Regions from separate parts of the Homo sapiens genome. Here all the other regions are linked to region 1. Evidence: chromatin loops called from intact Hi-C (ENCODE). Cell type or tissue: PC-9. All regions are shown on one strand. Each heading gives the region's core, and the rest is flanking DNA. Links, peaks and the distances in the headings are about the cores only.

Region 1 (5,626 bases), core at 196-5,195:
TTAATCCAATCCCTAAAAGTCTCCTGGATTTGTTAATCTAAGAGTCTAACAATGCTCAGGACACCAAGGGAACTCAATATATGTATTTAAACAGGTGGTTTTCAAATGGGGACAAATTTGCCCCCTAGGGTACATCTGGCAATGTCTGGAGACAGTTGTGGTTGTCATAACTGGGGAAAAGCGGGGGCTACTGGTGGCTAGTGGTTAGAAGTCAGAGATGCAGACTGGACTCGGTGGCTGATGCCTGTAATCCTAGCACTTTGGGAGGCCAAAGGGGGTGGATCACTTGAAGTCAGGAGTTCAAGACCAGCATGGCCAACATGGGGAAACCCCATCTCTACTACACACACACACACACACACACACACACACACACACACACACACACACACGTCAGACGTGCTGCTAAATATCTTATAATGCAGCCCTGCAACAAAAAAAAAAATTATCTGACCCCAAATATCAATAGGTCTGAAGTTGAGAAACCTTGGTTTGGATAAAGATAGTCTGTAAATAAGTAATATGGTATATAGTAGTTCTTGTAATACAGAAAAAGAGGTAATAGAAGAACCTATATTTAATAAATCTTTAACACCAAGGTAAGTCATGGAATTTCAAGGCAATACTTCCTTCTCTGTTGAGAAATGCTGGATGGCCTCCCATTACCTGTTAAATTAATACAAATTCCTTTCTGGAATTTAAAGCCCCCTGCTACATGGTCCCTATCAATTTTTCTCTCTCTCTTGCTACTGCCTAAAATGGGCCCTTTGTTCTGACTAAATTTGATCTGTGCAACCCCTTAAACACTCCCCATGTGTCCCCCTGGCTTCACACCTTTTGTCTCTAATAGTCCCTTTTTCTCCATCCCTTCCTCTGTCTCGCTTATACAAATTCTACTCACACTCTTCAAGGCTCTTCTTAAATGCCCCTTCTCTTACAAAATTTCCATTTGAAAGAAACGTTTTCTGCCTTTGAATAACACATGACACAGCAGTCTCACTTTATGCTTCTATCATTTTCTTTTTCATTAGACTCAAAGCTCCTTGTGAGCAAGTCATCTGACACATCTTTCTCTCACATAGCACTTAGTCAGGGGCTTTGCACAAAGGGGACAATAAATGCTTACTGAATAAAAACAGTTCACTTACTCATTCAAGACAGAGTCTCACCCTGTCGTCCAGGCTGGAGCACAGTGCTGCAATCATTGCTCACTACAGCCTCAAATTCCTGGACTCAACCAATCATCCTGCCTCTGCCTCCCAAATAGCTATGACTACTGGTGTGTGCCTCCATGTCTGCTTTTTTTTTTTTTTTTGCAGAGGCAGGGTCTCGCTTTATTGCCCAGGCTGGTCTTTAACTCCTGGCCTCAAGCAATCCTCCTGCCTTAGCCTACCAAAGTGCTGGAATTACAGGCAGTGAGCCACTGCACCTGGCCAAGAATATATTATTTTTTAGATAGGATTGTATTTTAGTTGAGGTAAAAGGCAATAAATGCTGAAACCAATTCTAATGCCAGTGGGAACTGAGGAAATGAAAGGAGGAAAGGTGTGTTCAGTGACTGAATATATCTTTATCAGACCCAACTGCTAGTTAGTACTATTATGGAATAGATACAACTTCATCTCATGGATTTATGACATCATGCTCAGAGGAACAAAGGAAAACAGGGGTATTGGTGCCAGATCTTCAAACATAACAGATGACACAAACACGCGCCCAATTGCTGAAACTTCGTAAGTCTTTGAGACAGTGATCTAAGAGCCTGTGTGAGTCTAGACGTGCACCTTATAAATATCCAGCACTGGCAATAAGCCATGGTGAGATGTTATGTATAAACATATTAAGCTTCCCTGCGCCATGGCATAGGTTCTATCTTGCCAGAGACCATCGCTAGCAATTTAGATCTTAATCTGAATGAAGAGAGCATCCCCCGCAAAATATAAAGGAAAAATGAAGTGGGCACACACAAAAAATAAAAAATTCCCAAATTAACAAAATACATAAGTTATATGTTACACTTAGCCCCATCTGGAGATGAAAATAAATATTCTCACTCTGACCCCACTCAGAATGCATTCAATATATTACATAATCCGTGTCTGGTGAGTGCAAACATTTAACATTTCTATGGCTGACAGTTGACAGGGTTGGGGAGACAAACTTACCCTACCCTCCCTATTAGATGTTCTCAAACCCTAAGCTACCTCATTAATCAAGTGATTTTCCTTAAGCTGTTAGATAGTTACTATATCTTGTTGTGGGAAGGAATGCAGATTTACCTAAATATTGGACTCATGGCGACTTCCTAGTTTGTCTTAAATTTCTGTTTTTTAATACAGAAGTATATCCATGAAAACAGAGACATTTCTCTAAACCAAAAGGGCTCCCCAGAAGATGTCCATATTAGGAAATCCTGACCTCAGAATCACTGTGCTGAGCCTCATAAACTTCTAAGTTGCATTTTCTTTGCTTGTACTCAAACATGAACTTTTATGAACACAGTTGAAATACACTGAGCAGAAAACCCACCGTTAACACGTTGCAACATCATGCTATTAATCAAGGAAGTAACGGAGTTAGGTTTACCCTCCTTGCCAATTTTTAAAAATATCTTTATGGTCTACAAAATCCAACTCTCCAACTTATCCATCCATCCATCCATCCATCAACCCATCCATCCATCCATTCATGTTTTTAGGGCATCTTCTTGCAGTATATCTTTTTGAGAACTTTTACCTTGGCAAAGAGAGCAGGGCCTGGATCTCCTTAAACAGTTAAGAATCACCTGGGGCCTTAACTGCAGCATAAGAATGTGACTGATCACCCTGAGTCAGATGGGAGGAACAGGAAACCAGTAGCTGCCCCAGTAACTGTTATAACCCAGGTGAAACCCAGGAAAGGAGACCAGACAGACACGCCTATATTGGTCATAGTGAACCACCTATTACCTATCACTTAGGACCTGGTATTCGGCAGAAGCTTTCCTAATAACAACGAGGAGAGCAGTCATTTCAGTTTGCCATGTTAGACTGGTAGTATTCTATGACCTTTCTGCTCCTGCCAAAACAAATTGAGCATTATTCAAAACTTCACTAATAAAACTGCCTCAAATGCCACTGAGGTTATTTTTATCAAAGGAAAAAAAAAGCAGATGTTGGTTCAGCATGTAGGTACACTACAAAATGTACTCTCTGGCCACCAGGTGGCATCACTGATTAATAAAAGTTAATTAACTCCATCACCATCACCCAACATGAGTAGCAAAAAATTAACTGGAACACAACATACTATGTGCAACTTCTAGGGATATGCAAGCTGCCTTTTTTTTTTCTTTCTTTTTTTGGAGGGTCTCGCTCTGTTGCCTAGGCTGGAGTGTGCAGTGGTGTGACCAATGCTCATTGTAGCTTCAATCTCCCAGGCTCAAGTGGCTGTCCCACACCTCAGCCTCCCAAGTAGCTAGGACAACAGACCTGTACTACCACGTTGGGCTAAGTTTTTGATTTTTTGTAGAGACGATGTCTCACTATGTTGCCCAGGCTGGTCTTGAACTCCTGAACTCAAGTGATTCTCTCACCCTGGCCTCCCAAAGTGCTGGGATTATAGGTGTGAGCCACGGTGCCAGTACAAGTTAATTTTGTTCTCATATAAAATGCCCAAGGCCACCGGGCGCAGTGGCTCATGCCTGTAATTCCAGCACTTTGGGAGGCCGAGGTGGGCGGATCATGAGGTCAAGAGTTCGAGACCAGCCTGGCCAACATGGTGAAACCCTGTCTCTACTAAGAATACAAAACTAGCTGGGCATGGGGGCGCATGCCTGTAATCCCAGCTACTCAGGAGGCTGAGGCAGGAGACTCGCTTGAACCTGGGAGGCAGAGGTTGCAGTGAGCTGAGATCGTGCCACTGCACTACAGCCTGGGTGACAGAGCAAGACTCTGTCTCAAGAACAACAACAATAACAAATTCCCACGGCCAGGCATAATGGCTCATGCCTGTAATCCCAGTACTTTGGGAGGCTGAGGTGTGCAGATCACTTGAGGTCAGGAGTTTGAGACTAGCCTGGCCAATATAGTGAAACCCCATCTCTACTAAAAATATAAAAATTCACCAGGCATGGTAGTGGGCACCTGCAATCCCAGCTACTCAGGAGACTGAGGCAGGAGAATTGCTAACTCAGGAGGTGGAGTTTGCAGTGAACCGAGATTGTACCTCTACACTCTAGTCTGGATGACAGAGCGAGACTCTGTCTCAAAAAAAAAAAAAAGAAAGAGAGAGAGAGAAAGGATGAGGACCCAATATATACTATATCTTGTTGGAAATCTAAGTTTTCTGTATAAGGGTTCCCAGGGAGCCTTACCACCACTCATTGATTACCTAATCAATACATAACCAACTTAGAGCAGAAACTAGTCGGAAGTCCTGTTAACCATTAATAAAAATTAGTCATCTGTGGGAATCTGGGACTTTTTGCATTCAACACCCAGTCAGATTCCTGGACCGTGCACTGAGAAATGTTTGGCAGCAAAGCACAGAGGAAATGAGTGTATAGGAGGGATAACATTCCAAAGTCAAGTGTTTTGAATTTGAGGACATGTCTTGCTTTGTATTTTTCAGATTTCTTCTTTCCTCCATAAATATGTAGTGGGATCAGCAACACATACAGAATTATGGGATCCAGAGAAAAGTAAGTCTAGTCAATATGACTTTGTAAAGTTTTATGAAGTTTCAGATTTTGCAAGAAACAACCTAAAATTAGCCTGACTTGTGAAACAAAGTACTGATCATTTTAAATACCAAAAACAAGCATCAAGTGTCAACTTACAAAACATACTGACACTTCAAGGCAGCTTGGCGAAGTGGTCAAGAGCCCTTGCTCTGGAATTAGAAGACAGAAATTCCTGGGCCAGGTGCGATGGCTCATGCCTGTAATCCCAGCACTATGGGAGGCCGAGGTGGGAGGATACAGCCTGGGCACATAGTGAGACCCATCTCTAAGTCTTTAGATGATGATGATGATAATAATAATAAAGATAGAAATGCTTACTCTGCCTGGTCCAGCCACATCTAGTTGAGGCATGGGACTTTGGCCATGCCCCATAGCATTTTTGTGTGTTAATATCCTCATGCATAAAATAACTAGGCTGAACCAGAATGAAAACTGTAACGATTCTCATTCCAAAATATCATGAAACATATTTTGTTGAATAAAATAAAAAATGAAAAATTTGAAAAATTAAATAATGAGGAAAACTTAAACTATGAACATCTCTGAGAAAAACAATTACTAAACTATTTCCTTGTTTTTATAAATGCTTGATTTGACTTAAAAACCATCCTAGGGGTATATCATACAGTACTTAGGTGTTCTATTAGCTCTTTAGTGCATTTAATTTGTTTTGGCTATTTACATAAGTAGGATGGCAATACAACCTTATCTCCCCATATAGTCCTGCCTTATACCTGCTGTCCAGGCATAATTATAAATACTGTCCTCTTTTACTTTTGTAAGTTAATGGGTTTGGATTTATAAGTAACACTGATTAGCACTGTCGGCTGGTGTGGTGGCTTACACCTGTAATCTCAGAACTTTGGGAGGCCGAAGTGGGCAGATCACCGGAGGTCAGGAGTT
Region 2 (5,626 bases), core at 356-5,355, 200 kb after region 1:
GAACTTGCAAAGGAGACTGAAAAGGAGCAGTTGGTGACAGAAGTGGTGGCCTAGAAGCTGAATAACATTTTGTTATAAAAGAGGCCATGACTAACATGTCAAAAGCTGCCATAACATCAAGAAAGGTGGGGCCATTTGTATATCTTTTTTGAATAAATGTCTGTTCAGGTCCTTTGCTTGTTTTTGAATTCAGTTGTTTATTTTTCTTGTTGTTGAGTTGTATAGTTCTTTACATATTCTGGATATTAATCTCTTATCAGATTTTGCAAATTCTCCCATTCTGTAGGTTGTGTTTCCACTATCTTGACAGTATTCTTTGATGCACAAATGTTTTTAATTTTGCGGAAGTCCAATTTATTTTTCTTTTGTTGCTGAGTTTCCTTATCTTTTTCAAACAGGACAATAATGCTATCTGATTCATAGGCTTGTTATGTTGATTAAATAAATTAATACATGTTAATACAGATAAAGGGATTGAGACAGAGCCTCCCACATAAGAAGAACTCCATAAATGTTAGCTATCATCCAGGCTAAACTTACAGTATAAAACCCAGTGGTCAGCAGTATAAAATTAGGACATGTGACACAGAAGCCAGAGGAGGAAGGGGTTTAAAGAAGCACATGATCAACAGCACAAATCTTGCAAAGATGATAAAAACAAGCAAACAAGCAAACTTAGACATGACACCTAAAAGTCAGACAGTGGTGTTCAGGTCAGACGCCAAATTATACTGGATGAAGAAATGTTGCTAGACCCTTTCTGATCTCCAGAGCCAGATCTCCTGCTGTTTCAGCTCTTAGGGTGCTACAAAATGAGACAATCTGTTGGACTTTGCTGAGACATAGCAGAGAGAACACTAGATTTAACTGGGTTAAAGTGTCTGGTCTTTTACCACTTGATCTCTGTGGTCACCTCCCATAGCTCCAGTTCTCTCACTTATTGAGAACAATTATTCCTATTTCACAAGGGCATTGACAGGTTACAGTGAAGAGTAAGCATAATAGTAAGTCATTAATTATTAAGATCAGTACATGGCTCCTTTCTGACTGCATGCCTTGTTCTGTTATTCCAACACTGTTGGAATGAACACTGTTGTTCTTCCAGCACACCAGGTCCCACCAGCCACAGGCACCTGTGAGGTGGGACATTCCCATTTTACAGATACTTGGCTTATAGGTTTGCAATAATAAAATGAGATTAATACACATCAAATGCTGGCAACAATATTGGCGGCAGTTTTATTCTCATGGAAAGTTCTTGCCTGATTTTTAGTAGTGCTTTTCTCTTCAGGTCCAATTTCTGGGCCACTGTATTCCTCATAGCTTGCGATGTTCACCAACTTACCCAACCTCAGTGTTGCCATAAGAAGCAAGTGCTTATATATTATCATTGAACGTATCAATGGAGCTTTTTGTTCCCTCTGCTTTGGTTGCAGATATGAGAACGCACATTAAGTGGGTTATGAGTGTTCTGTTTGAGGATTTCATCTACTGGTGAATAAACAAAACATGGTGCTCTTGCTGGGTTCCTACAGCTACCAAAGCAAAGATGTCTTCGGTAGAGTAACTATGTCCGGTCCTGATCACTTTCGCCCTTGCAAGCCACATTTCAGAGCAGGATGTAAGTCATGTTTATTTAGTCTGGTTTTTACCCTGTTGTCTGGTTCCTGTTTATTCTTTTTTTAAGGTTTACATTTATTTTCTCTTTCTTTTCCTTTTTTTTTTTTTTTTTTTACAAAGTCTCACTGTCACTTAGCCTGGAGTGCAGTGGCACAATCTCAGTTCACTGCAGCCTCAACCTTCCTGGGCTCAGGTGATCCTCCCACCTCAGCCTCCCAAGTAACTGGGACCACAGTCATGTGCCACCAGGCCCTGCTAATTTTTGTATTTTTTTGTAGAGATGGGGTTTCGCCATATTGCCCAGGCTGGTCTCAAACTCCTGGGCTCAAGCGATTTGCCTACCGCAGTCTCCCAAAATGCCAGGATTACAGACATGAGCCACCGCACCTGGCCTATATTTGTTTTTGATTTATTACATATTCTAAGATACCTTAGGAATGAATAGATTTTGAAAATAGAGTAGGAAATTCTATAGAGAATACCTGAATGGTTTAGAAAAGCCAAAAGCGCTATTATGATTTTATAATATTTTGTTTATTAATAATGTATGGTAACAAATAGAATATTTAATTCAACATGCATTTATGGAATGACCTTCCTTGTACTAGACATACATTCACAGACATGCTCACATACATGCATGGGAATCCTAATTACCACTTCAGGCAACATAACAATTCCCCTGTTCACATTTAGTTTAATCACAGGACCCCTAAAAGAAGTTAATCAAGGCCGGGCATGGTAGCTGAGACCTGTAATCCCAGCACTTTAGGAGGCTGAGGCGGGCAGATCACTTGAGGCCAGGAGTTCGAGACTAGCCTGGCCAACATGGTGAAACCCTGTCTCTACTAAAAATACAAAAGTCAGCCAGCCATGGTGGCGGGCGCCTGTAATCCCAGCTACTCAGGAAGCTGAGGCAGGAGAATCTCTTGAACCCAGTAGGCAGAGGTTGCAGTGAGCCGAGATTGCACCACTGCACTCCAGCCTGGGTGACAGAGTGAGACTCCATCTCAAAAAAACAAGAAGTTAATCAAGTGGGCAATTTATTTCTCTGTGTTGTTCCCTTACATATTAAAACTATTCAGCTCATTTCTTTGGAATCACTCCCCCATGCCGCCATCCTCAATGTTTAAATTCCTTATTACTCATCAGGTTAATGTGAGAATCCTATTGCAAAAGCACTGTGTAAACTGAAAAGGTTTTCTTTTTATCTGGTTGGGGGATCCAGTCTGGCCTACTTTATCTAGTTGACTGCAGTGAGAGGTTAAATGTTTAAACCCTACCAGTTACACCATTGTTCCAGGAATTGAATTGAATGGAATTAAAAGACTTTTCCAAACAACTCAAACCAAGCAAACACTCCCTGATTTGTTCTCTCAAACAAAATATATTAGCCTGTGGCGACTAAATATTGACCTAATGACTAAATGAAAGCAAACAGATTCTATAATGCTCTGAAGTACTCACCACTCAACCTCAGTGAAACTCAATGAAACTTCCCAAGAAGCTTCCAGAGAGCAACTCTTTCAGTTAAGTAGGGACTGGAAAAGGTGCATGTCTTTAAGTAGAGAGAGTAGAGACCTCGAAAACACTCCCCCCTGAGAATCCTAAAAGTCTCATTTATATAAAAACAAACAGGAGACAACTCCCCACCCTATCTACCTGTGTGATATCCTATTTTAAAAAATAGACCAGGGGCTCAACATTGCTAATGGACCCATTTAACCCCCCATTTCTACACACACACGCACACACACACACACACACACACACACACCATCCTCACTACATTTACCACCATCATCACTAGTCAAAGTCGTAAAGATTGAGCTCCATATGTGAGTGTGACGCCCATTCCCTCAAAATACTATCAGCCCTTAGTATCTAAGGTTCCACATTCATGGATTCAACAAACTGCAGATGGAAAATATTTGGAAAAAAAAGAACAATCAATAATAAGTAATAATACAAATAAAAATGCAATACAACTATTTACATGACATTTACATTGTGTTAGGTATTATAAGTAATCTAGAGATTATTTAAAGTATATGGGAGAATGTGTGTAGGCATATGCAAATACTATGCCATTTTATATCAGAGACTTGAGCATCCTCAGATTTTAGTATTCTTGGGGGTTTCTGGAAGCCCAGACTACACCACTATGCAATATAGGTATGCAAGAAATATGCACTTGTGCACCCTAAATATACAAAAATTTTTAAAAATTAAAAATGGCTACTAAACTAGGTTAACTTTTAAAGCACAGAGCCATTACAGCTGTCACATAAAGGATAAGGAACAGCTGTGCACTGGGAATTCCTGATCTTAAAATAACTATCATGGCCACCCCCAGTGGCTCATGCCTGTAATCCCAGCACTTTGGGAGGCAGATGTGGGCAGATCGCCTGAGGTCAGGAGTTCAAGACCAACCTGGCCAACATGGTGAAACCCCGTCTGTACTAAAATATAAAAATTAGCTGGGCGTGGTGGTGCATGCCTGCAATCCCAGCTACTCGGGAGCCTGAAGCAGGAGAATCGCTTGAACCTGGGAGGCAGCAGTTGCAGTAACCCAAGATCATGCTGCTGCACTCCAGCCTGGGTGACAGAGCTAGACTCTGTCTCAAAAAAAAAAAAAAAACTATCACGACATCAATGTCAATCAGATTTTCATACTTCCTTGGTAGGTACTGGTTTTTCTCTCAGTCTACGAAAAGCTTTTTCTTAAGGCTCCAAGTAGAAGACATGTAAGCCTCTGTTCAAACATGCCTCTAAAAGCAGAAACTGGAAATGGGACTACAGGGTGACTGGCTGCTCACATACCATGTTTGGCTGGTGGGATTTGGTGAGGGAAGTTACTAAGTATATCCACATTAAGAGAGGACTTCCATTTCCCTTCTCTCTGTGACCATCCAGCCCCCCTTTAACACTGTGACCATTCCCCAAAGCTCAGCATGATGAAATCTCTGTTTCTTACCAATAACTGACCCCTAAGTTCTTAAACTTGTTTTGATAACCACATCCCTGTTGACTTGCCATACAGTCACAGAAAAACCTCTCAATGCAGCTTTATAAGATAGGCCTCCTTGCCAAGGAGAACCTGCATTCTAATTCCTCAGATTCAAACCAGACATGCCCAAACCACCTGCTTCTAGATATTTGTACTGGTCTCCATGGTACCAGACTCACATACTTAGAGTGAACTTTGAAGAGTTCAAAGCCACACTGAAGGAGGTACTAGACTTGGAAAGAAAACAGAATGAAAAATTCAATTATTTGTAATTGTCTAATTATTAGTTGGTTTTCTTCAGATTAATTCTTTTTGTTTTGTTTTGTTTTGTTTTGTTTTGTTTTGTTTACAAACTCTGTTTTTTGAGACAGAGTCTTGCTCTGTTGCCAGGCTGGAGTGCAGTGGCATGATCTTGGCTCACTGTAACCTCTGCTTCCCGGGTTCAAGAAATTCTCCTGCCTCAGCCTCCCGAGTAGCTGGGATTACAGGCATGCAACACCACGCCCAGCTAATTTTTGTATTTTTAGTGTAGATGGGGTTTCACCTTGTTGGCCAGGATGGTCTCCATCTCCTGACCTCATGATCCGCCCGCCTTGGCCTCCCAAAGTGCTGGGATTACAGGCGTGAGCCACCACGCCTGAACAGATTAATTCTTTTCTTAAACTCCATGCAGTATTTATTTTGTTTTTTAGAGGAGAACTAGGGGCCCATAAAAATAGCTATAAGTATTTATGTTTCTGTGGCCCATCTTGTACGGCTCTCACTGGGTAAGGTGTTAAAAGTGAAACTGCTGTTTAGCTTTCAAGCATATTCTGTTTGTGTGAATTCTCCCTGTCCTAAGCTTCAATTACTTGATTTTTCTTTGAGACAGAGTCTCTGTTGCCCAGGCTGGAGTGCAGTGGCACGATCTTGGTTCACTGCAACCTCCGCCCCCTGCATTCAAGCGATTCTCCTGCCTCAGCCTCCTGAGTAGCTGGGACTACAGGCGCATGCCAC
Region 3 (5,626 bases), core at 211-5,210, 420 kb after region 1:
CTTCGAAGATTCTGGTTTTATAGTCCACCTTATCATGACAAAGGAAACTTTTGAGTAGTAATTAAAATAAAGGAAAATCATATAAGATTATTCTAGATGAAATCACATTTGTTTACCTTAAAATTTCCCTACCTACTTGTTAAAGCTCTCAGACCATGACCCTTTGATTTTATAGGAAGTCCTCCAGGGCTACTCCTTGGTCCCTGAAATTGCTCAAGTGTGCACCATTTTCTTTCTTTCTTTGGGTTTTTTTTTTTTTTTTTTGAGACGGAGTCTCGCTCTGTCACCCAGGCTGGAGTGCAGTGGTGTGATTTCAGCTCATTGCAACCTCCACCTCCTGGGTTCAAGCGATTCTCCTGACTCAGCCTCCCAAGTAGCTGAGATTACAGGCGTCTGCCACCACACTCAGCTAGCTTTTGTATTTTTAGTAGAGATGGGGTTACACCATGTTGGTCAGGCTGGTCTTGAACTCCTGACTTCAGCTGATCTACCCGCCTTGGCTTCCCAAAGTGCTGGGATTATAGGTGTGAGCCCCCACGCCCGGCCATGTGCACCATTTTCATCCCGAGAATAGCAGCATCTTTAAATCCGTTCCCTCTGGGATTAAACCCTCCTCTTCTCAATCCCTCAGATAATGAATGTAATATTGGTAACCTAGAGAGCTCCGTCTCCTGATTTCTCCCTCCCTCCAAAAGCTTTTGCTACCATAGATGTAAAACTACTTCCAATGATTCATGAAAGAAGGAATTGAGTGAGCTGATTTCTCTATACATATTTATAAAAACAATCTATTTTGACCTGAAAATGGTACTAGCTCAACACACTAGATGTACATAGAATATGCCTTTTTATAGGCTACACTTTATGAACTCCCAATGATGAAAATAAGATTCTTAAAAATCCATACCTGACTAAGAAGTTGTCCATGAAAAATGTTATTTACAACATTCAGAACTTGTTTGATGAGTTTCCTTTGAGAAGTGGGGATAAGAGCTGGTAAACTGGTACCAGTTGTCTCTAATTCACGTTGTATTTTATCTAAAAGTTCACAAAGAAATTCCTGAGCGTCTTGTTGGGCGTAACCACGAAAGGCAGGAATGAGTCTCCACACTGAGTGTAGCATAGCAAATGGTGAGACCAACGCCCACTTTCCAGACCACATGACTTGGAACAAAGTATGCAATTCATGACAAAGAGAAATGTACTGTGAAGTTGGCTCCTTTGGCTGAATAAGTTCCATCTTTCTACCTTTTGATGCTCCACCACTTAGTCCTGATGACAGACTTGATTGTCTGGAGCAAACAAAACCTGTATCTTTTTCCTGACATTCATTCATTTGATATACTACTGTATCTGTGACTGGTGGATGCTTACAAGATCTTGTCTTCTCGCTAGCAGTCATAGCCAGCCATTGGTTCAGATCAAGCTTTAAAAAACATTGTCGAAAAATAAGTAAATGACTCAACACCTGAAGAACAGAATTCATATAGCAAGTATTTCCCAAATTTCTCAATCCTGTTACACCAGGAGTTACTATTGGCCTTCGTTTAACTGAGGAGTCACTGACTTTTTGAGATATTTCATTTTCTGAGGTAGAGAGTACTTTATCTTTTGCTGGTGATGCTGGCGTTTGTGCTGGCACCTGAACAGAAACTATTTCTATTATGGTCGACTGAGCGAGCCCTTGTAAACGTAAACTCTTTCTTGGAGGCATACTTTCCAATTCTGCTTTAACTTGATACTCCAATTCCTGCCGTCTTTTCTTTACTTCTCTTTTTACTACTATTTTTTCCTGAAATGGTTCTTCTTGCTTTTTTCTTCCAATGGGTGATTGTTCAAACCATGTTCGAAAGATTTTACCCATTAGTATCCTTCTCCTGTGCCAAAGAGCAGTATACAGTTGATCTTCACTTTGAAGCAGAGATTGGGCACCGTCATGTAAGAAATAAGAATCATCACCTGTACCCATGGACCGTAAAAACCTCCCACTACGAGTTGTGCAGTGATAATTTTGACTTTTGATGGCACTTAATGTACGTCGTAGTAACTTCAGGTCTCCAGTTGTGTTATCATTCAGAACATAATCATCACAAAGGTAACAAAAAACGTACATCTCATTCACCTCCAATGCAACAGGATGACTGCTTTCTTGAAAGTGCTTGAGTGCATGCTCTTCAATATATCTTCCACAGGCAACATGGGAGCAGCTAAGGCAAGCCCAAATGGACTCGGTCGTGTTGCAGTCCACACAGTGCCATTTCTGAGGGTTGAGGCTGGAATGGTCTTGAGCAAGCTGCAGCTGCCCAACATGTTTGCACGTATCCATTGCTAGCATTTATTTAGTCTAGCTGAGAAATGCATAATCCAAACAAGTCTCTGTTCACAACACTTGAAGCATCTGAAAACTAAACAGAACAATGTCAAGTGTTAATAACAAGATGCTAATATTTTTCATATTTTTTCCCAAGAATAATAAAGATTTGTGTCCTCTGCTCCCAATTTCTAGGCTGCTTATCATAATACCATTGGCAGTTCTCCCATTTCCCTTTCTCTAAACTTCCCTAACCTCACATCCACCTTGCTCTGAAAGCACAGACACTTCACTTTCTCTAATGAGGCGCCTTTAGCTTTTGTTTTTAACTTTCTGCCACCATCTAGTGGTGAAAAATGGGTAGTAATCACTTTCCACTGAAATAGCTTAAGATCTATCCTTTTTTACCCAGTAGTCTGAGGGCAGTTTCCAAAACTGCATTCCCTTTTTTTTTTTTTTTTGAGACAGAGTCTTGCTCTGTGGCCCAGGCTGGAGTGCAGTGGTGCGATCTCAGCTCACTGCAACCCCTGCCTCCTGGGCTCACGTGATTGCTGTGCCTCAGCCTCCCGGGTAGCTGGGATTATAGGAGTGCACCACCACATTCAGCTAATCTGTTTTTCGTATTTTTACTAGAGACAAGGTTTCGTCATGTTGCCCAGGCTGGTCTTGAACTCCTGAGCTCGGGTCATCTACCCGCCTTGGCCTCCCAAAGTGCTGGGATTACAGGCGTGAACCACTGTGCCTGGCCCCTTTTCTTAATGACAGGGGTTGGCAAGACCCAAATATATCTCACTAATATTTATAAACATTATGAGCCTTATGTGGAGTTAATAAAACATAATCAAAGATGAAAAGGTGAGTTTTAAGGCAGAAAAACATAGGTTTGAATTGTACCTTTGCCACACACTGTTAAATGTATGATTTTGAGCAAATGTTTTAACTTCTCTAAACCATCTGTAAAAGAGGGAAAATCATACCAACTTCAATTGAGTTGTTGAAGAACTGAGAGATAATATTTATCTGACACATGGTAAATGGTAGTTTTAATTGTATCTATAGTGAACGAATCTTATTACCCTATTTAAATAAATCATATTACCATTAAACTTATTTTTTTCCATTTGGTAAATCAATAATTACCTTTAATTCATGGCTCTATAACATACTCTGAGGCCGAACAGACTTGACAGTTGGCTTTAGGGAAAGAGAAAGACAGAAGAGGAGAATGTGCTTTTGTATTTGAATATTCTCAGAAACATACAAGGAAATAAAGAGAAAAAAAGGAAGAATATGAAGTGGGTGGCAATAAGCTTTTATTACATTCTAGCAGGCCTAAACCTATCTGAAATTATAAGCTTATTTTTTTAAAAAAGCTTATGTGATTTTTGACACAGAACTTGTTCCTTTATCAGTTAAAGTCAGGAACACTTCTGCTGTAAGTTATTTACATGTAATGAACAGAAATCTTATTTAAAAAGCCGTGATCACAAACACTTTTTTCATTGATTTAATACAAATCAAAGACAAATTTCAGGGTTTGGGTGGAGACCTAGTTACGGAACACTAAAAACACCCTATGTATCATGACCAAGGCATTAAATTTTTAGGGCAGTTGAAACTGTGAATTTCAACGGTACCTGCAAGTGCCACCTCCAGGCCTTAAGAAAACTGCAAAAGCAGTTGATTTTTGGTTCCTTCCCACCTCTTTTTGTAAAATCTCATATTCGTTCCTTAATTTTTAGGTATCAGGTACTGACCAGTCCCAAATCTCACATGTTCACATGTTTCTTTCTTTCCTTTTTTTTCCTTTTTTTTTTTTTTTTTTTTTGAGATAGGGTCTTGTTCTGTCACCTAAGCTGGACTGCAGTGGTGCAGTCTCAGCTCACTGCAACCTCCACCTCCCAGGTTCCAGCGATTCTCGCACCTCAGCATCCCCAGTAGCTGAGACCACAGGCATGTGCCATTACGCCTGGCTAATTTTTGTATTTTTGGTACAGACATAGTTTCACCATGTTGCCCAGGCTGGTCTTGAACTCCTGGCCTCAAGTGATCTACCCGCCTAACCCTCCCAAAGTGCTAGGATTACAAGCGTGAGCCACCGTGCCCAGCCCCCATTTCACACGTTTTAAGTGCACATTTTAAATTTACTCCTCTCTCTAAAAATTTCCAGAGGTTTAAAATCTGGTCAAATATGGTACTTTATTAGAACACCTAGGATTTGACAATAGTTGCTAATGGCAGAATTGAGACATCAGTGATTTATATATTCCACTATCCCATATCTTTCTGTACTGAGGCAAGAAACCTTAGAGTCATCCTTGACTCTCTCTCTCTAAATCAATCCTTCAGGAAAAATGATTGACTCTACCTCCAAAATATACTGAGAATCTGACTTACTTAGTGCCTCTACTGCCACCAGCCTGATCCAAGCTACAATCAAGTCTTACCGGGATTACTGCAGTAAGGCTCCCAGATGGTCTCTCCACTTCTGTCCTTACTGCCACCAACAGTCTACTCTCAACACACAGTAGCATGGTCTGCATCTAGACCTAAACAACCACTTTAGGGGATCCTTGCTGTGACCCTCCTCTATTAATGTGTAGTCAGCAAGGCCAAGGGCATGTGGCCACCTGAAGTCTGCACACACCAGCAACTCCCCTTCTAAGGCCACTCGCTGGTACCTGGGACTCAGAGAATTACTTGCCCTAATCATCCCCAAGCTTGCTTCTAGGGCCTATGAGCAACACAGAGCCACTGAAGAAATCTGTAGAGGAGAATGATATGATCAGATCTGTGGGTTACAGAGGGATCTGAATTACAAAGAGCTCTGGAGAAGGGACGAGTGATTAAGAGAGACTAGCAGTCCAGAAATTATAAGGAAATTAAAGCTGCAGGAGTATAGCAGTTTTGAAGAAGGGGGCAGAGGTAGAATTAGTGCTTAACAAACATTAGTTGAGAGAATTTACTCAATTTGGAGGTTAAGGGAAGGATCTAGGGCTCTGTATTACCTTTTATTCAAAATGATAAAATGAATACAGAGAAAATTTAGTTAAACATGTTTCTGGCAAACCATAGAAAATAATTTTTATATTATTTTATTTTTTGAGACAGAGTCTCACTCTGTCGCCCAGGCTGGAGTGCAGGGGTGCTATCTTAGCTCACTGCAACCTCCACCTCCTGGGTTCAAGCGATTCTCCTGCCTTAGCCTCCCGAGTAGCTGGGATTACAGGCACACGTCACCATGTCCAGCTAATTTTTGTATTTTTAGTAGAGACGGGGTTTCACCATGTTGGCCAGGCTAGTCTTGAGCTCCCG
Region 4 (5,518 bases), core at 138-5,137, 88 kb after region 1:
CCTAATATTTAATTGATACTCTTCATAATACTTATTCCTAATTCCTTTAAAAAAAATTTGTTTCTCCTTTTTTTCATAGAGATAGGGTCTCACCATGTTGCCCAGGCTGGTCTCGAACTCCTGGGCTCGAGCAATCCTCCTGCCTCGGCCTCCCAAAGTGCTGAGATTACAGGTATGAGCCACCATGCCTGGCCCCTAATTCCTTATTAAAAGGAAAAAAGAACAGCTTTATTGCCAAGAAAGAAAACCCAATGCTTCTGCTGCAATTTCAAATGCAGGGTAAGTATGCAAACAAACAGATTTGCCAGAACTGTGTGGCTACAATTCTAACACGAGAAACACAAAGTTAAAGAGGCATACAGATTTTTTACATTTCCTGAGCTGTCTCTGAAAATAACTTACAGGAAAGGGCTGCTGTTGAATATCAGTCCCAACCCCCACCTTCTAACTGTGCATAATCTTAACTGTGCTACGACAACATGGAAATGTTCATAGGCTGTTAATGTATACTCTAATCCTTACATTGAAATCCAACAATACCATGAGGTGGTAAATGTAACCAAAGAGAGAGGTCTTCTAGACTAGGTTTCCTGATTTACAATGAAAATCCCATAATAGGACTTGCAGTGTCATTCAGCAGCTCTTCAAGACCAGTCTCAAATTTAAAATGGGGAGAAACAAAAACTTAGTACTTTCTTTCATCAGAGATGAGGGTATACTGATTCATTTAAAAGAAATAATTTTGAAGTTCAATTTATGTTGAATTCTGGTGCTTGAAGACCAAAAGATAAATCCAAACCTGTCAAATGACAGGCACTTCTGGGCAAAGTTTCAAGGGACAACAATCCACATTTCTGATTCCACTTCCTCTCTTCTCAGTCCCAGTTTGCAATCTGGCTCCTTCTCCAACAGTACCACTAAAACTGCTCTCACCAACATTAAAAAACAACCTCCTAAACACCAGATCTAATCACGCCCATTTAAAAAAGACTTGGTTCAAGTGTTGCCATGTAGGTGATGTTTTCTTTAATACCCTATTCAGGGTACAACTAAGAAAAAGACAACTAATTAGTAAAACCATGTATTATAAATTTCTGTCACCTCAATGGGCAGAAGTTCCTTGGGAGTAGGCATCACTTTTCACCTTTGAAAGTACAATGCTTGACATATGGTCAGTATCTGTGAAATAAATAAATCGAGGGTTTGCTAAGTTGCCTAGGAAAACCCAATTATCATACTTTTTCTTTGAAATATTTATAATAAGAACAAATTGAAACAACACAGGAAAAACTTGGAATGTTTCCAGGGACAGTTTTCTTTATAGAATCAAGAAATCTGCCTCAATTTCAAAAAGGAAATTCCAACATTTGGACACTATTATTTTGCTGATTTGTCTATAGCCCTTGAATAAGGGTTACAGACAAAGGCTCAAAGGCTCAAATTTTAGGAACTTCTCTCTGAACATCAAACTTCTTAAATAAAAATAGTAGTAAATGGGTACCCATCACCTGAATATCAATAAGATAGAAAGATCCTTTGCCTGCTGGCTATTTTATGTTTATTATATCTGAAACATTTCAAGGAAGAGGTCTCATAACTATACTCCCAAAATGTCAGAATAATCCAGAGTGGCTCACAGTTGCACTACCAACAAAACTGCCTCTGAGAACCCGGAGCGGTGACTAAATGATGACCTATCTGGAACACCTAAAGCTATGGTTTCTCCAGCCATGGGAACTTCCCTTCCAGTCTCCTTCATCTTCAGGTTTGGCTGTTCGTCCTTTCTCCTCTGGGGTTTCTCAGTGCCACTCCTTACACCCTCATCCAGTCTCCTCCTCTGGTTTCTTCTACTCACTCTGCCAGGCATCAGAAACTCAATTAGCCGAATGATGCAGTTAGCAAAGGAGAACGGGGAGGGAAAGAGAGAAGGGATTGGAATAAGAAGAAAAGGAGGTAGAGAAACTCACTGCCTACTAATTCCCAGCCACTACCCTACCCTTCCCCCTTATCACTCCTGACGACTTTCAGTCTTCCACACAGCTCACCCAGCCCCCAGTTTCCTCATTCTTCCTTAGTCATCTCATCCTTCCCACAAACCCTGGGGCCCCAGGCCTTGTAGATTTGCTCCTCTGAGATCCCAGGTGCTTAACCCCACCCTGGCTACCGCCTCAGCCCCAGCTTGCATCACAGGGACACACGTGCATGCACGCGCACACACACACACACATACACAGTCAGAGATAATTCACCTCCCTTGGGCTGGGGTAGGGAGAGGAGTGGAGGGGAAGACAGGGCAGTAATGGTTAATATAACCTGCGGACTAAACTGAGGACTTCACCACCATTTCAAAGCTGTTTCTTTGGGAAATACACTCTGAGTTCCAAATTACCATGAACTTTTAGAACACAATCCTTTTAGGAATTGGGGACTGCCTACAACTACTTTCTGATAAATTGTAAACATGTTGTTATAAATTTGTAAATGTAGGCTAGGCATGGTGGCTGACGCCTATAATTCCAGCACTTTGGGAGGCTAAGGCAGGAGGATGTCTTGAGACCAGGAGTTCGAGACTAGCCTGGGCAACAAGGTGAAACCCCATCTCTACAAAAAATACAAAAATTAGATGGGTGTGGTGGCACATGCCTGTGGTACCAGCTACCTGGGAGGCTGAGATGGGAGGATCACTTAACCCCAGGAGGTCAAGGCTACAGTGAGCAGTGATGGTGCCACTGTACTCCAGCCTGGGCAACACAGCATGACTCTGTCTCAAAAAAAAAAAAAGTAAATGGTAAGCAATGGATTTATGAAACATCTATATTCTAAAGAATAAGACCATATGGGCTACACCCAAGCTTGTCAAAAGTCTGTTTACTAACCAGAATTTGGTTGGTCACATGTGTAGACTCTGTAAAATACATGATTCAGTGAATTAGAGCCCTGACCCAGACTTTCTTCCCTGAAGGTTGAGAAACTAAGACACCCTTGTGATGACCCCAGCAGAAAAATCTTAAACAGAGTTCATTTTCACTTTTTCTTATCATTTTAGAACCCCAGTCAGTGTACTGGATTTTGAATTAAGTATTCTAAGGCACAGGTCTGTATTTTCAACAGCGAGATTACCAAACAGGACCCTTTGAGCTCACCTGAAATGTATGCCTCACTGTTCATTTATTTGATCTCAGGGTGTCAAGGTGTCCTCCTCAGGAAGACTTGAATTTCTTTTCTCCTCTATTCAATGTTGTTTACAAGAGGAACAACCTCCCAGGCAATACTGTGATTCTGACCCTATGACTCAGGGCTTTTGATTCCTCTGGCACATTTTAGTAGTCTCAAGCCTGTTGCAGGCTCCCTGCTGCAGGCCTAAACAAAAGTCTCCTTGGAAAGCGAAATTCAAAAGCAAAGCTCACCCAGCTTTTACCAGGCTGCCCTACTTGACAGCCTATAACCTGTCCAAAGCCGCCCTGGTTTCCTGTGGCCTCCAGAAAGAACTCTCCTTATGCCACTGGCTGGCTGCGTCCATTAACCCCTTCTCACCAGCTTCCACCCAGTCGAGTAGCAGGCCCTAACAAACTAAGCAGCATAACAGATAAAAAACAAGCTCCAGGATTGGCAGAGATAATGGTAAGCCCTTAGGGTTTAAGCCTGATGGCCAACAGAAAACACACCCCAATGGCCAAACCTCCAATTTCAAGAAAAAATTGTACTCATTCACAAATAAAGTGATTAAAAAAAAAATTTATCTTAGGCAAGGATAGTAGTACATTGTGAAGAAGCCAACCAAACTTATTACACACAAAAAAATATGCAAAAGCATGTTTAAAAAAAAAAAGGATAGTACCAATAAAATGGTTCTGCAGAGAAGAGCAATCCTGAAAACAGACAATTTGAAATATTTATGCCAAGAACCGGTAGTGGTGGCTCATGCCTGTAATCCCAGCACTTTGGGAGGCTGAGATGGGAGGATCACTTGAGCACAGGAATTTGAGACCAGCCTAGGCAATACAGGGAGACCCTATCTCTACAAAAAATAAAAAATAAAAATCAGCTGGGTGTGGTGGTATGCCCCTGTGGTCCCAGCTACTTGGGAGGCTGAAGGTGGGTGGGGATCACTTGAGCCCAGGAGTTACAGGCTGCGGTAAGCCTTGACTATACAACTGTACTCCACCCTGGGAGACAGAGAGGGGACCCTGTCTCCAAAGAAAAAAAAAAAAAAAAAGAAAAAGAAGTACTTATGCCAAGGAAGGAGCTTTTTGCCTAGGTACTAATATTCAGGAAGCAGAAATATGAAAACAGAATGCAGCTGGCTGTGAGAAAAATTAGACAAGGGAGGAAAGTAGCCATTTTTAGGCAAAAGGAGGAAGGGCAGGAAAGACTGACTACGAGTAAAGAGAAATGCTATGAGAATACCTGACAGTTAAAGGAACTTAAAATAATTTACTTTACTTGGTACGCTGACTTGCTCGACAATTTTATTTATTCAATTCACCCAACAATGCTTTTTTTTTTTTTTGGAGCCCCCAAGATATGCTTTGGCTGTGCCCCCACCCAAATTTCACCTTGAATTGTAGTCCCCATAATCCCTACATGTCGTGGGAGGGACCCGGTGGGAGGTAATTTAATCACGGGGGCGGTTTTCCCCCAAGCTGCTGTTCTAGAGATAGTGAGTGGGTTCTCACAAGATCTGATGGTTCTATAATGGGCTTTTCAATCTTTCGGTCTGCACTTCTCCTTGCTGCCCCCATGTAAAGAAGGATGTGTTTGCTTCCTCTTCCGCCATGATTGTAAGTTTCCTGAGGCCTCCCCAGCCATGCTGAACTGTGAGTCAATTAAACATCTTTCCTTTATAAATTACCCAGTCTTGAGTATGTTTTTATTAGTAGCGTGAGAACGGACTAATACACCCCACTATGTGCCAAGTATTTTCTAGAAAAGTCACATTTCAAGACTTGAATTTCAAAGACCTGAAGTTAGTGGACTAAGAACAATCTAAAGATTTCCAAAAGGGTCCATGTGCTTTTTTGTTAAACACAAACAAACATTAGAAATACAATGGAAAAGCTACCTATGCGACTATGGAGAGAAGGAAGCCGCTGCAGTGGTTGCTCTCTTGGCCTATTTTCATTCATTCTCTCTTAGACCCAATCAACATCTACTGATTCTACTAGGCCTCTTGCTTGGCTTTATCCAGGGCAAAGAGATGACTAGAACTCTTCATGGAGCTTAAAACCAAATACAGAACATCAGACATGCCAATAAATAGTTATACATTAAGACAGCCTGAGATGAAAGGATATCACAGCATAACTGGGTGGTCAGAATAGGAAGTAAACACTTCTGACTAGGTAATTGTAGAAGCTTAATGAAGCCAAAGACTGAGGGGGTGGATTATTGAGGATGGGCACGATTTTAATAAGAGAGATGGAGTAGGTATTCCACAGGTAGGAAGTGCACACACAAAAGTGAGAAATAGGCCCAGTGTAGTGACTCATGCCTGTAATCCCAACCCTTTGGGAGGCAA

Evidence for each region. Hi-C counts contacts between places; a loop is a spot of excess contacts. Peaks named below come from ENCODE experiments on the same cell type or tissue, not always from the same donor. Only the 100,000 strongest peaks of a DNase experiment are listed, where the experiment ranks them.
Region 2: a loop joins it to region 1, with 4 times the contacts of the local background. A loop is called at or near these places in 5 of 110 quality-filtered maps.
Region 3: a loop joins it to region 1, with 14 times the contacts of the local background. A loop is called at or near these places in 98 of 110 quality-filtered maps.
Region 4: a loop joins it to region 1, with 3 times the contacts of the local background. A loop is called at or near these places in 78 of 110 quality-filtered maps.

Annotation. Positions count from the first base shown.
Region 1 is chr12:95,114,102-95,119,727 of GRCh38, forward strand. All of the region lies in intron 8 of FGD6 (FYVE, RhoGEF and PH domain containing 6), which reads right to left. Among named protein-coding and RNA genes, the nearest start is that of NR2C1, 43 kb to the left of the region's middle. RefSeq lists an enhancer at 639-1,372. In PC-9, for the core only: CTCF peaks have their summits at 3,176 (motif pointing right) and 3,383; a DNase peak (open chromatin) is centred at 2,890; H3K4me3 peaks cover 1,709 bases; H3K27ac peaks cover 4,630 bases.
Region 2 is chr12:95,315,381-95,321,006 of GRCh38, forward strand. No RefSeq gene overlaps it. Among named protein-coding and RNA genes, the nearest start is that of MIR3685, 8.3 kb to the left of the region's middle. In PC-9, for the core only: no CTCF peak of the experiment used is centred there; DNase peaks (open chromatin) are centred at 2,931 and 4,731; H3K27ac peaks cover 2,162 bases.
Region 3 is chr12:95,531,922-95,537,547 of GRCh38, forward strand. It overlaps USP44 (ubiquitin specific peptidase 44), which reads right to left. Exons shown (of 6, transcript NM_032147.5): 2 at 908-2,405. The coding sequence starts at 2,335. Among named protein-coding and RNA genes, the nearest start is that of USP44, 17 kb to the right of the region's middle. In PC-9, for the core only: a CTCF peak has its summit at 2,669 (motif pointing left); a DNase peak (open chromatin) is centred at 2,660.
Region 4 is chr12:95,202,500-95,208,017 of GRCh38, forward strand. The region is part of intron 2 of FGD6 (FYVE, RhoGEF and PH domain containing 6); the gene reads right to left. Among named protein-coding and RNA genes, the nearest start is that of FGD6, 12 kb to the right of the region's middle. In PC-9, for the core only: no CTCF peak of the experiment used is centred there; DNase peaks (open chromatin) are centred at 1,742, 2,102 and 3,282; H3K4me3 peaks cover 3,185 bases; H3K27ac peaks cover 5,000 bases.